Regions from separate parts of the Homo sapiens genome. Here region 1 is linked to region 2. The links are chromatin loops, found by intact Hi-C in ENCODE. Cell type or tissue: transverse colon. All regions are shown on one strand. Links, peaks and the distances in the headings refer to the core of each region. The heading gives the core; the rest is flanking DNA. Region 1 overlaps CUX2 (cut like homeobox 2). Region 2 overlaps CUX2 (cut like homeobox 2).

The links. Peaks named below come from ENCODE experiments on the same cell type or tissue, not always from the same donor. Only the 100,000 strongest peaks of a DNase experiment are listed, where the experiment ranks them.
Region 1: a loop joins it to region 2, with 3 times the contacts of the local background. A loop is called at or near these places in 1 of 110 quality-filtered maps.

What each region holds. Positions count from the first base shown.
Region 1 is chr12:111,095,105-111,100,471 of GRCh38, reverse strand. All of the region lies in intron 1 of CUX2 (cut like homeobox 2), which reads right to left. Among named protein-coding and RNA genes, the nearest start is that of CUX2, 64 kb to the right of the region's middle. RefSeq lists enhancers at 1-371, 1,307-1,386, 1,497-1,596. In transverse colon, for the core only: no CTCF peak of the experiment used is centred there; no DNase peak of the experiment used is centred there; H3K27me3 peaks cover 1,162 bases.
Region 2 is chr12:111,178,448-111,183,814 of GRCh38, reverse strand. The region is part of intron 1 of CUX2 (cut like homeobox 2); the gene reads right to left. Among named protein-coding and RNA genes, the nearest start is that of MIR6760, 120 kb to the left of the region's middle. RefSeq lists an enhancer at 674-1,174. In transverse colon, for the core only: no CTCF peak of the experiment used is centred there; a DNase peak (open chromatin) is centred at 2,488; H3K27me3 peaks cover 3,169 bases.

The sequences.
Region 1 (5,367 bases), core at 149-5,148, 83 kb after region 2:
ACACAGAGGGCCAAGACCCACACCCAGCCACACCCATGGCCACCTCCAAAGACACACAGACACACACACAACTCATGAGTGCACACACAGAGATAGGCAGAGATCCACACTCAATCTCATGCATGGACGGCTCTCGCGGCCACCACACACGCAGAGAAAGACACACGGAGAGCCACACAGGCCACGCATACATCGAGCTGGACACACAAAGGGGCACAAGGACACACACAGGCACAAGGACACACACAGACACAAGCACACACACACATACACACACACACACACACACAGTCACAGGCTCCTGCTCTCACATCCCCCAAGTCCTCTCAACCCTCGGCGGGTCCTTGCACTCACCCTGGGCAGCTCCTGCCTCCTCTCCAGAGCCGTCCAAGGCTCCCAGAAGTGTCCAGACACAGCCCCGCTCCGAGGGCCCGTCAGCAGCACCACCGGCAAATAAAAAGCGAATGTGCAAAAATAAAAGCGAAAGGCTGCGATAAAGCCGTTCCCTTCCCACAGGACTCTGAGCTGACGCAGGTTCTGCTCTGCAATAAACATTTTCATTCTAATTTTAAAAGACATTAGCATTACCTCTTTGGCTCTCGATTGAGCCAGACGGTCCCTCGCCTCCTAGCTGCCCATCGGCCCCGCTGGGCATGGAGGGGACAGAGGGTCACTCTGAATGATGGGCACTGACCCAGGCTGCCTGGGTCTGATTTTACACCATCCGTGCAGGCCCCAGTTTCGGCGCCCAATAAACCCAATAGGTGATCAGAGAGACTGGGAGCCCCAAAGCTGGCAGAGACATCCCCCACCTTCCCCTGAGACTCCATCTCACCCCAGCCAGGATCCCTGCAGGTCCAATCCTGTTCTCCCATGTGAGGGCTACACATGAGGATGGTGGCTTTCAAATGGCAGGTCTGCCCCCAACAAATAGGGGGCCACCCCCACCTCCCCACAACTTGCCCTGCCTGCAAACCCGAGTCTCACCTCATACCTCCCAGCAGTGACCCAACCTGGCTTTCCGGGCTTGGCAAGAAATGAAGGAAGAAGAGAAACCACATAACGGTTTAAGAAAGCACCGAGCTATTTTTATGAGCTCAGAGGCCTAGACCCCAAAATGCAGCACTGCCTCTGGCCTCCAGCCTCAGCTCTTGCCACACCCTGCTCACCCGGAGGTCCCAGGCACTCTGAACAGTGATTTGCACAAAGCCCACCTCCGAGCCTTTGGCCAGGCCGTTTCCTCCACCTTGAACACACGTTCCTGCCTCTGCTGGGGCAGGACCTGGTCGCCCTTCAGGTCTGAGCTTCCAAGTCACTTCCTTCCACACTGCTGAGCATTTGGGATCCTGTATTGAATGGGCAACCCAGTTCCTGCCTTCACTGAGCAGATGATGTAGGTGGCCTCCTCTGGGAGACTTCCTTGGCCTTCCAGGCTATATTGAGCACCTATCCTTACTCCAGAGGCCTCCCGGCTCCTACTCAGGGACAGCTCTTCTCAGGCTGGTTCTACATGCTGCACTTCTGGCCGTTCCTGTCTGGGGGCTCCCTGAGGGGAGGAGGCAGTCTGCGGTGCTCCCCCTTTCCCCTGCACCAGGCATGAGCCCCATGGGCGGCTGCTAAGTGCATGAATAAATGAATACCCAGCTTGTGCCAGCCGAGGCCAAGTCCCTCCAGCGTGGCTCACTGTCCTCCTCCTCTGAACTCACGAAGAGAAAGGGAATCAGGAGACCAACATGAGTCCTTGCTAGAGAGAGGGAGGTGACGTTGGCTTCCTGCTCTTGTCTGAGCTGCTCTGGGGCTGGGGGTATAGGTCCCCTCCGGCCATTCCCCCGTTAACATGTCACCATATTGTCAACTGGGGCTCCGCAGTCCCCGAGCGTCAAGATGTGGGATGGAAAGGAGAAATGCTGGCAAGGCAGCTCACAGCAGCCTCAGTGGCCTCCCTCCAGAGATGCGTATCTACTTTGAAAGGTCCCTCGTTGGCCTGTACCCGGGAATCCCCGGTGCCAAGGCCGATGACTGCAGCAGCTCCTCCCTGTCTCTCCCACTCAGTTCTTTTTTTTTTTTTTTTTGAGACGAAGTCTCGCTCTGTCGCTCAGGCTGGAGTGCAGTGGCATGATTTTGGCTCACTGTAACCTCTACCTCCCAGGTTCAAGTGATTCTCCTGCCTCAGCCTCCCAAGTAGCTGGGATTACAGGCAGGCACCACCACACCCGGTTAATTTTTATAGTTTTAGTAGAGACAGGGTTTTGCCATGTTGTCCAGCCTAGTCTTGAACTCCTGACCTCAAGTGATCCACTTGCCTCGGCCTCCCAAGTGGTGGTATTACAGGCGTAAAGCCACAGCGCCCAGCTCCCGACTCTGTTCTTACCCCTACGACCCTCCTCTCCATGGTGGCCTGAGACTTCTTTGCAAAAGGTAAGTGGATCCTGTCACTACTGTCCCAAGCTTACGCCCTTCAATGGCTTCCTGTAGCTCTTAGAACTAAACTCCCCAAATCCTTACTCTGAGCCTCGGGGAAAAGTCCAAACTCCATGTGGTGGCCTTGGGGCCTTGTCTGATCTGACACCCACCAACCACTCCAAGCTCACCTCTAACCCAGCAAAACGACTCACACGCCCTGGAGCCTGGGTTCTCTGTGCCAATGCCCACGCCATTCCTGGTGCCCAATGCTGTGCCCCAGGTACAAAACAGCCACCCCGATCCCCTGCCTGCTCGCTGCAGTCTCTTTGCGGATCCTCCCTGGCTCCTGACTCTGAGCGCCTCGCTTGCCGAGCAGGACCTGCTGCTGTGAGAAAACGCTGTCTTGTGCAGTCACGGGTGGTCTGCTCACGCCAGTGACCCCCCTGAGAGCAGAAGCCCATTTTAGTTATCTAGGAGCTCCCCAGATCTGGCCCCGGGTAGGCACATGAATATGTATTAGTTATTGCTGCTGTGATTAATATCATTTTAGGCTCCCTCTGCTGCTGGTGCCTTGCTCTAAGCTCTCGTATTTGTTGCTAATAAATAAAGCCAAAAAGAAAGACCCTGGCTCCTCTGCTTCCTCCCCAACTTCCCATCCTGCTCTCTGGAGATGGAGGGCTTGGGGACAAGCAGGTGAGCAGTGTGTCATTTCCCAAAACACTTCCCAAAATTGAACAGGAAGCAGTGGGAGATGGGGTTTGTCACCCCAAGACAGGCATCTGAGTACCTGAGCCCAGAACAACATGGGTTTTCACTCCAAGGCCACACCTGGTGGTCTCAGGTGACACACACACATTTGAGGGTCTCATGTCACCTTCCTGGGTGTATCTGGACCAGAGCTCCCATCAGAGGCATGAGAAGGGAACAGGAAGGATGCCCAGTGCAGAACTTTCGGGGGTGCTGGGCTCTGTCCGATGTGTTGGCAAGGCTCTGCTTTTAGGATTTAATCCTTTTTATCTTGACAACAGGGACTCACCTTCTGAAGCCAAGATCTTAGCTGCCTCCCAACTTCTTCTTTTTCTTTTTTTTTTCTTGATGGAGCCCTGCTTTGTTGCCCAGGCTGGAGTGCAGTGGTGTGATCTTGGCTCACTGCAACCTCCACCTCCTGGGTTCAAGCAATTCTCTGCCTCAGCCTCCCAAGTAGCCGGGATTACAGGTGCCCACCACCATGCCTGGCTAATTTTTGTATTTTTAGTAGAGATGGAGTTTCATCATGCTGGCCAGGTTGGTCTCTAACTCCTGACCTCAAGTGATCCACCTGCCTCGGCCTCCCAAAGTGTTGGGATTACAGCCTACTAACTTCTTCAAGCCAGATCTCCTGAACAATTCCAGCTCAACTCACAAACCCACCCCGTGGCTGAGCTGGCCTTGCTTTCTGGAGGGAAAGAGGAGGCTGGAGGTGCCACTGAGCTGGGAAGCGGGGATGTGAAGCATCAGAGAAGAGGGACAGGACCACGGGATGGCTATGGGGCCTCGGGCAAGTGACTTTGCCTCTGTGAGCCTCAGTTTCCTCTTCTGGAAAATGGGTGTAAGTGATAAAAGCTCCTAAGATTCCATACGGGGAGCACCCAGCAAAGGGCCCCGCCTCCCACTCTGCTCTGTGGTGGCCATGGGGATGATAATTTGGGTAAACCCAACTGGCTTCTGGGAGAGCAAGAAAGGATGTGAGGGGTAGGGGATAGAACAGCCCGGGGCAGACAAAGAACCTCAGCCCAGGCAGGTAGGGAACTTGAGACCTCCAAGGTCTGATTTCCCCTCACCCCCACCGGAGGGCTCCATTTTGTACTCTCTAGGCTGTTGGCAAGAATGCGGACCAGACTCTGGTGATAACTGCTCTGAGCACCAGGCAGCTCTTGGTTCTCCCTGCTGATGGGGGGCTCGGTGGCACACTTAATCCTGGAACCATCACTCATCCACGAGCCACTTGTTGAGCCCCTGGCACTCTCTCTTGTCCCAGCATCACTGCTGACCCTGTCAGCCTCTGAGCCCTTGCTCGAGGAGGCTCGGACTTGCACAAGGGGACTCAGCTCCAGGGCCAGCTCACTGCTCCTGCACGGAGCAGATGCATGAGAGCAACCACCATGTGCAGGGACTCACTCCAGGCCCAGCATTTCCGGACCCTACATGGCACCCAGCATGCTCCTTCATTCTGGCTTTGAGACATTGAAAGGGTTGACAATGTCTGAAGCAGACAAAATGGAGGCTGTGAGTTTCGCTTATTTCATGGAGAGAAAAAGTAGTGATGGTAGTAACGGTAATATTGATCAATACAATTTTAATAAGAACAGCTATAACTCACACACTGAGTCCTTCACCTGCACCCTCTCATCTACCTCTCACTGCAGCCCTCAAGGAGGGGAGCACTGCTATGCTTACTTTACAAATGAGGAAACTGAGACTTAAAATGGTGAAGTCATTTCCCTCCTTACCTCATTAGACCAGGAAATAAAGACTCAGAGAAGGCAGACCACTTGCCTAAGAACACACAGTGGGTAACAGACAGGAATTTGATACCAAGAGTATCTAACCTTCATCCATTTTTTTTTCTTTGAGATAGGGTCTCACTCTCTTGCCCACACTGGAGTGCAGTGGTACAATCACAGCTCACTGCAGCCTCAACCTCCTGGGCTCAGGCAATCCTCCCACCTCAGCCTCCAGAATAGCTGGGACTACAGACGTGCGCCACCTCACCTGGCTAATTTTTGTATTTTTTGTAGAGATGGGGTTTTACCATGTTGCCCAGGCTGGCCTTGAACCCCTGAGCTCAAATTATCTACCTGCCTCTGTCTCCCAAAGTTCTAGGATTACAGGCATGAGCCACTGCGCCTGGCCACCCTCATGCTCTTAACCACAGCTGTTCCCACCCCAGGAAAACACATGGCTAGTCATTCAATAAACAGCATA
Region 2 (5,367 bases), core at 123-5,122:
TGGTGGGACTCCCCAAATGCCCTAGGCCAATAATTACTGCCACCAAACAGAACGCGCCAGGCACTATGTGAGCACTGATGTGTATGACCTCATTCTATCTCACAGTCACCTGGACAGGGATGCACTGTCATCAGCCCTACCTGCAGGATGGAGAAGTGACGCCCAGAGAGGTTTAGTCACTTGCCCAAGGTCACACAAAGCTAAGAATGTGATGAGGCTGGGATTCAAACCAAGGTCTGTTGACTTTAGGGTTTGAGCGTTTAACCCCCATGCTATCCTGGCTCGAAGCAATCTGGCTCCCAGCCAGGTAAACAACAACCTCACCCTGCCTCTGAGACCCCGGTGTTGCTTCTGCCTATTGCCAGACCCCTCAGACCCTGAGATTTCCTTGCACAGAATTCTCTGGTGATGTTAAACTGGCTCCTCCAACTGAGGGGACTGGAGCCTGGGCACAGCTCTATGCCCATGAAGATGAAGCAGGAGCCACCCCCAGCAGGCTTGGAGGCCCAAATGCCAGGCCTGCCTGAGGGACAGCCTGACCCTGTCATTCTTGGCTATCCCAGAGCCCAGCTGAGTCCCGACTGGATGTTCACATATCATTCATTCATTCAGTAATTCATCCAGCCATTCCACAAATATTCATTGAGTTCTCAACTGGGGTGAAGCACATAAACTTCAGAAACTGACCTGAATTTGACTTCCAGCCTCACCCATTCTTAGCTGTGTGACCTTGGACAAGTTGCTCAAGGCCTCTGAGCCTCAGTTTCTGCATCTCCCAAACAGGTAGAATTATAACCTCCTCCCAAGGTACCCGGGCAGATTGAAGGAGGAAGGTGCATGTCAAATGCTTGGTACAGGATCCGGGGCAGTTGGTGGCGAATAAATGGCTGGTGCTATTCCGATTATTGAACGAGACTGGCCCTTTCCCTGTCACCAGGGAGCTATGAGTCCCTTCATTGGCTCCCCTGGAATGTCCTTTTGGGGGCACTTGAATGTATCCTGGGCTGGCTCAGGGACCACTGTCCCATGCCCACCTGAACGAAGATGACCACTTGCCTTGGTGATCAATGTGTTACTGAGCTCAGCCAATTTCTGCAGGACCCGCTCGTCTGACCCCAAAGTCAAAGCTGCCTCCTCCTCCTTCTCCATCCCCAACGATGACTGTTCTAAAATTAGCCAGCAGTTGCCAATTCCAAGCGGAGCCAGCTTCTGGGAACTGGGAGGCCTCAGCATTGTCACCTGAGCCGCCTTCTCCATCCAACTGCGTAATGAATTGTCAGTCTCAGCCACCCCACGGATGGTCTCGAGTTTACAACTGTTCCACCGTCAAGGACGTGGGGGCTAATGGCTCTGAGAAGACGGATCAACTGGAGAACGTCAGGATGATGAATGGATTTGCCCAACGCCAGGATGCTGGCCGCCGGGCTGTATGTAAAAGAGAATGCCTAATTTGTTCATACCTGCAATTACCTGGAGCCCACTCTTCAGGTATGATTTAGCGTGGAAGTGGTCCTCTGTTTAGAGGAATTAATTATTTCAAGTGGTGCCAACCTTTGAGCTCTGATCACTATGGATAACCTCCCCGGGGCCCTAGGATGGGGGCATGTCTCTAGTTAGGTCCTGCTCTATGTGGAAGGGAACGGAACACAGATTAAACCCATCACAGTCATTCGGGAGGGCTTCAGAGATTGATTTTTATCCCCCGACCCTGCCCTGAAACATCTTTGCATCAAGTCTTCCCTTTGCACATTTTTAAACAAATGTCCCCCCACCTCCCTGTGCGCCTCCCCTCCTCCCAGATTAGGTGCACCCGTCGGAGATAATCCGATGAGTCAGTGGGTCCTTGCACCCCCCATGAATTACAAGGATTTCTCTTGCCAACCAAATATTTCATCCAGCTGTAGATATCATGAGGAAATGGCAAACAAAGAGAGAGATTTAATAACTGGAAATAAGAGTGAGGATGCAGATAGTTTAATTTTTTTTTGTATTGCATCTAATTGCAATCAACAGTAGACATCTGACACAGTGACAGCCTCAGCAAAATTGCTGCTGAGAGAACAGAATCTTTGTCTAAAAATAATCAGACATTCTGTGCACCACTGTTTGTTATAACGGTAATCGATGCTGGAGGCTTTGAATTCCATCAATTTATAGATCTGCGCAGGCCTGCCTGGCAATGGAGCTGGTGCACAGAGGCCCTCGCCGGCTCGGGCAGTGCTGGGGCCCGGTGTGTGATTAAGATAAGCCCCGATTCCTTTCATACATTCCTTATCAGGATCTAATTCTCCAGCAGGTAGAGATGTTCACAACAGTTAAAGATTAGTGCAGCTTCTCAGACGCCAAATTTGAGGGTATTGATCAATAAATCAAATCAGGCCAATCAATCGCCCAATCAGGAGAGTCTAGCCAGTGCATTATTACCGGCGCCTCCAAGCCAAAGCTTTTCATGGGTTTCATCAAAACAGCCTCACCTTGGCTTCCCGCCAGCTGCTGGCTTGCCTAATAGACTCCACAGCCGAGAGGGGCCTCCTGCCCAGCGGAAGAGCAATAAATTTCTCATCAAACAGCCGATGGAGAAACAAGATGAACATCTGTTTTGCTGCAATGAAACTCCTGTGTTCCTCAGAATGCACAAACCGCCTCTGACAGACCACCCCAAAGGCGGCTTCCCTGGCACGCGGCGGCCCCGCGGAATATTCCGCCTGGTTATTTCAATCAGGTAATTTAAGGAGACTTTTGCATTCTTCTCTCTGCAGCTGCCGGAGCTCTGCAAAGACTATTCCGGCGCAGTCGATAATAAATGCCATCCTGGGACCCTGTAGTATGAAGGCAATTTTATGATACCCATTATGTGGCAATGTAACTTCATTAAAAGCTGTTTATTCCCTCTAAGCATTTTAAGCACTTTCCCTCACCCATAAAGGAGGAGCCCGGGAGGTTATTTTTACAGAAAGGGTTCTCGGCCATATTTCTTCCCTCAATAACTCAGGGGAGCCTCGCCCACCGGCCTTCTCACTTTGAGGAGGGGAGGCAACCTTGGGTCTGGGGAGGCTGGGGGAGGACTAGGTTTTCCCTGGGACCCAGGCATGGGGCCACCACAGCTGCAGGAGCTGAGAGGTCCAGGAGAGGAGAGGACTGGAGGCCTCAGTCCCACCAGATCCTCAGAGGCCCTTTGTTCCTATCAGACTGGGAGGAAGAAAGTTCCAGAATATGAGAGCCAAAGCCAGCGTTTTCCAAACTGTGTGTCCCCTAACCTTTCCTTTTACTTTTCTATGTTGACACGAATCCAAAGAAATTATTTCTCGGCCTGTCGTAAAGGCCCAAATTCTCCTTTGCAGGGACAGCTGGCGGCTGAAGGATCATTTCTTAGCCCAAGATTTGAATGCCACATGTCAAGGGTTCTTCGGTGGAGGTCTGCAGACTCAGGCTGAGAGGAGCAATTCTTAAGGGTCCGTGGAATTGGTTTCCCTCCCTGTAGAGGGATCTGCTCATGTCCTGCGCTGGAGAAGTGGAAGGTGATTCTGCTTCTTGGAAAGCAGGAGAGGGAGGAAGTAGTGAGGGAATGAATGAGACTGTAGAGAGGAACACCTGCAGGCACCAGTCAGGGGTGTGGAGGGTTCCCGAAGACTCCTTTAATTCTGATGAGCTTGTTGTCCAAGGTGAGGAGGGACACAAGGTCAGAAGCCCAGCAGGGTGAGGTGGGGGGAGGGTGGGGTCAGGGGGCCCCATGGGGGCTGGAATTCTGCCAGGGATGCAGTGGAGCACAAGACAGGATCTGGACTAGTGCCATGGCATGATCCGGGGTCAGGGTAAAAATTACAGTCCCAGGGGCTGGGCACGGTGGCTCACGCCTGTAATCCCAGCACTTTGGTGGGCCAGGCGGGCAGGTCCCCTGAGGTCAGTAGCTCCAGACCAGCCTGGCCAACAGGGCGAAACCCTGTCTCTACTAAAAATACAAAATGAGCTGGGCATGGTGGCATGGTGGTATGTGCCTGTAGTCCCAGCTACTCGGGAGGCTGAGGCAGGAGAACCACTTGAACCCGAGAGGTGGAGGTTGCAGTGAGCTGAGATCGCACCACTGCACTCCAGCCTGGGGTACAGAGTGAGACTCAACACCAAAAAAAAAAAACAAAACCATGGCCCCTGCTGACCAATCATGTCATACACGAAACTAAAGGAAAGGGCAGGCAAAACAACAACAACAACAACAACAACAACCACGGCGATGGCTCAGATCAGCCGGAATGAACTCTGTGCCACGCACCATTCTAACCCATTCAATCCTCTCAACACCACCATGAAGTAGGATCGTTATTAATGCCATTCTGCAGATTTGGAAACTGAGGCCCAAAGAAGTGAAGTTAAACATCCCCAGGTCACACAGCTAGTAAACAGAATTCATCATGAACATTTCTTGGGTGCTTGGTGTCCCCATCCTGTGCACCTTATATGTGGTCTCCTGATTTATCTTTGTAATACTCCTCCACGGCGGGTGTTGGTATTATGCCCATCTTACAGGTGAAGAAACCAAGGCTCAGAGAGGGGAAGTGATTTAAACAGGTCAGTCAGGGGCAGGGCTGGGGCTGAAATGCATTCCAAAGTCCTTGACCCTTTTGGGCACTGTTTCCTGGCCTTCCAGGGGTCCTGCTAGGCTCCCTGTGAGGGGATCCTCAATGAGGAGGGGAGTCCACGGTCCCCTCTAGGGCTCCCACTATTGCCCTGTCCAGTCTGATCTCTGTGCGGTAGCTCAGGGAACGTCTGAAAGGTAAACTAATCCTTCCAAACCCCCCTTGGCTGCTGCTGGCTTTGAGCAAAAGGCCCTGTGTGGTCCTGCACAGTCTGCTCCCAGGCCTCTCTCAGCCCTGCTTTCCCCTGCGCCGACCGCTGACCCCCTTGCTGTCATTCCCCGTTACAGAGTCCAGACACGCTCCTGGACCTGGCACATGCACACGGTCTTCCAGCTCAGCCCTGGGATATCACCACCACAGGACATCCCCAAGCCCCCACGGCCCCTGCGCTTCCATCTGAGCCCTCATCACAGGCATAAATCATTGGACTTCATTCCAAACGGCCATCCCATAAATGTCCATCTCCCTCATTAAACCCTGACTCGGTCTTGTTCACCTGTGTACCCAGCCCCTGGCATGATGCCAGGCACATAGTAGGTATTTAAGAAATATTCATTGACTGATCAAAGTGGGGACCCCTGCCCTCCCTCCCAGTGTCCCACCCGTGACCATTCCCTTTCCATCCCAGCTGGTCCCTTGCAAATCCAGTTCTAGTTCTCAGTCACGTTCTGTGTTTTAAATGGGGGAGGGGGAGTGGCTGGACCGGGTCATAAGTCCACCCTTGAGCCAAGGAAGT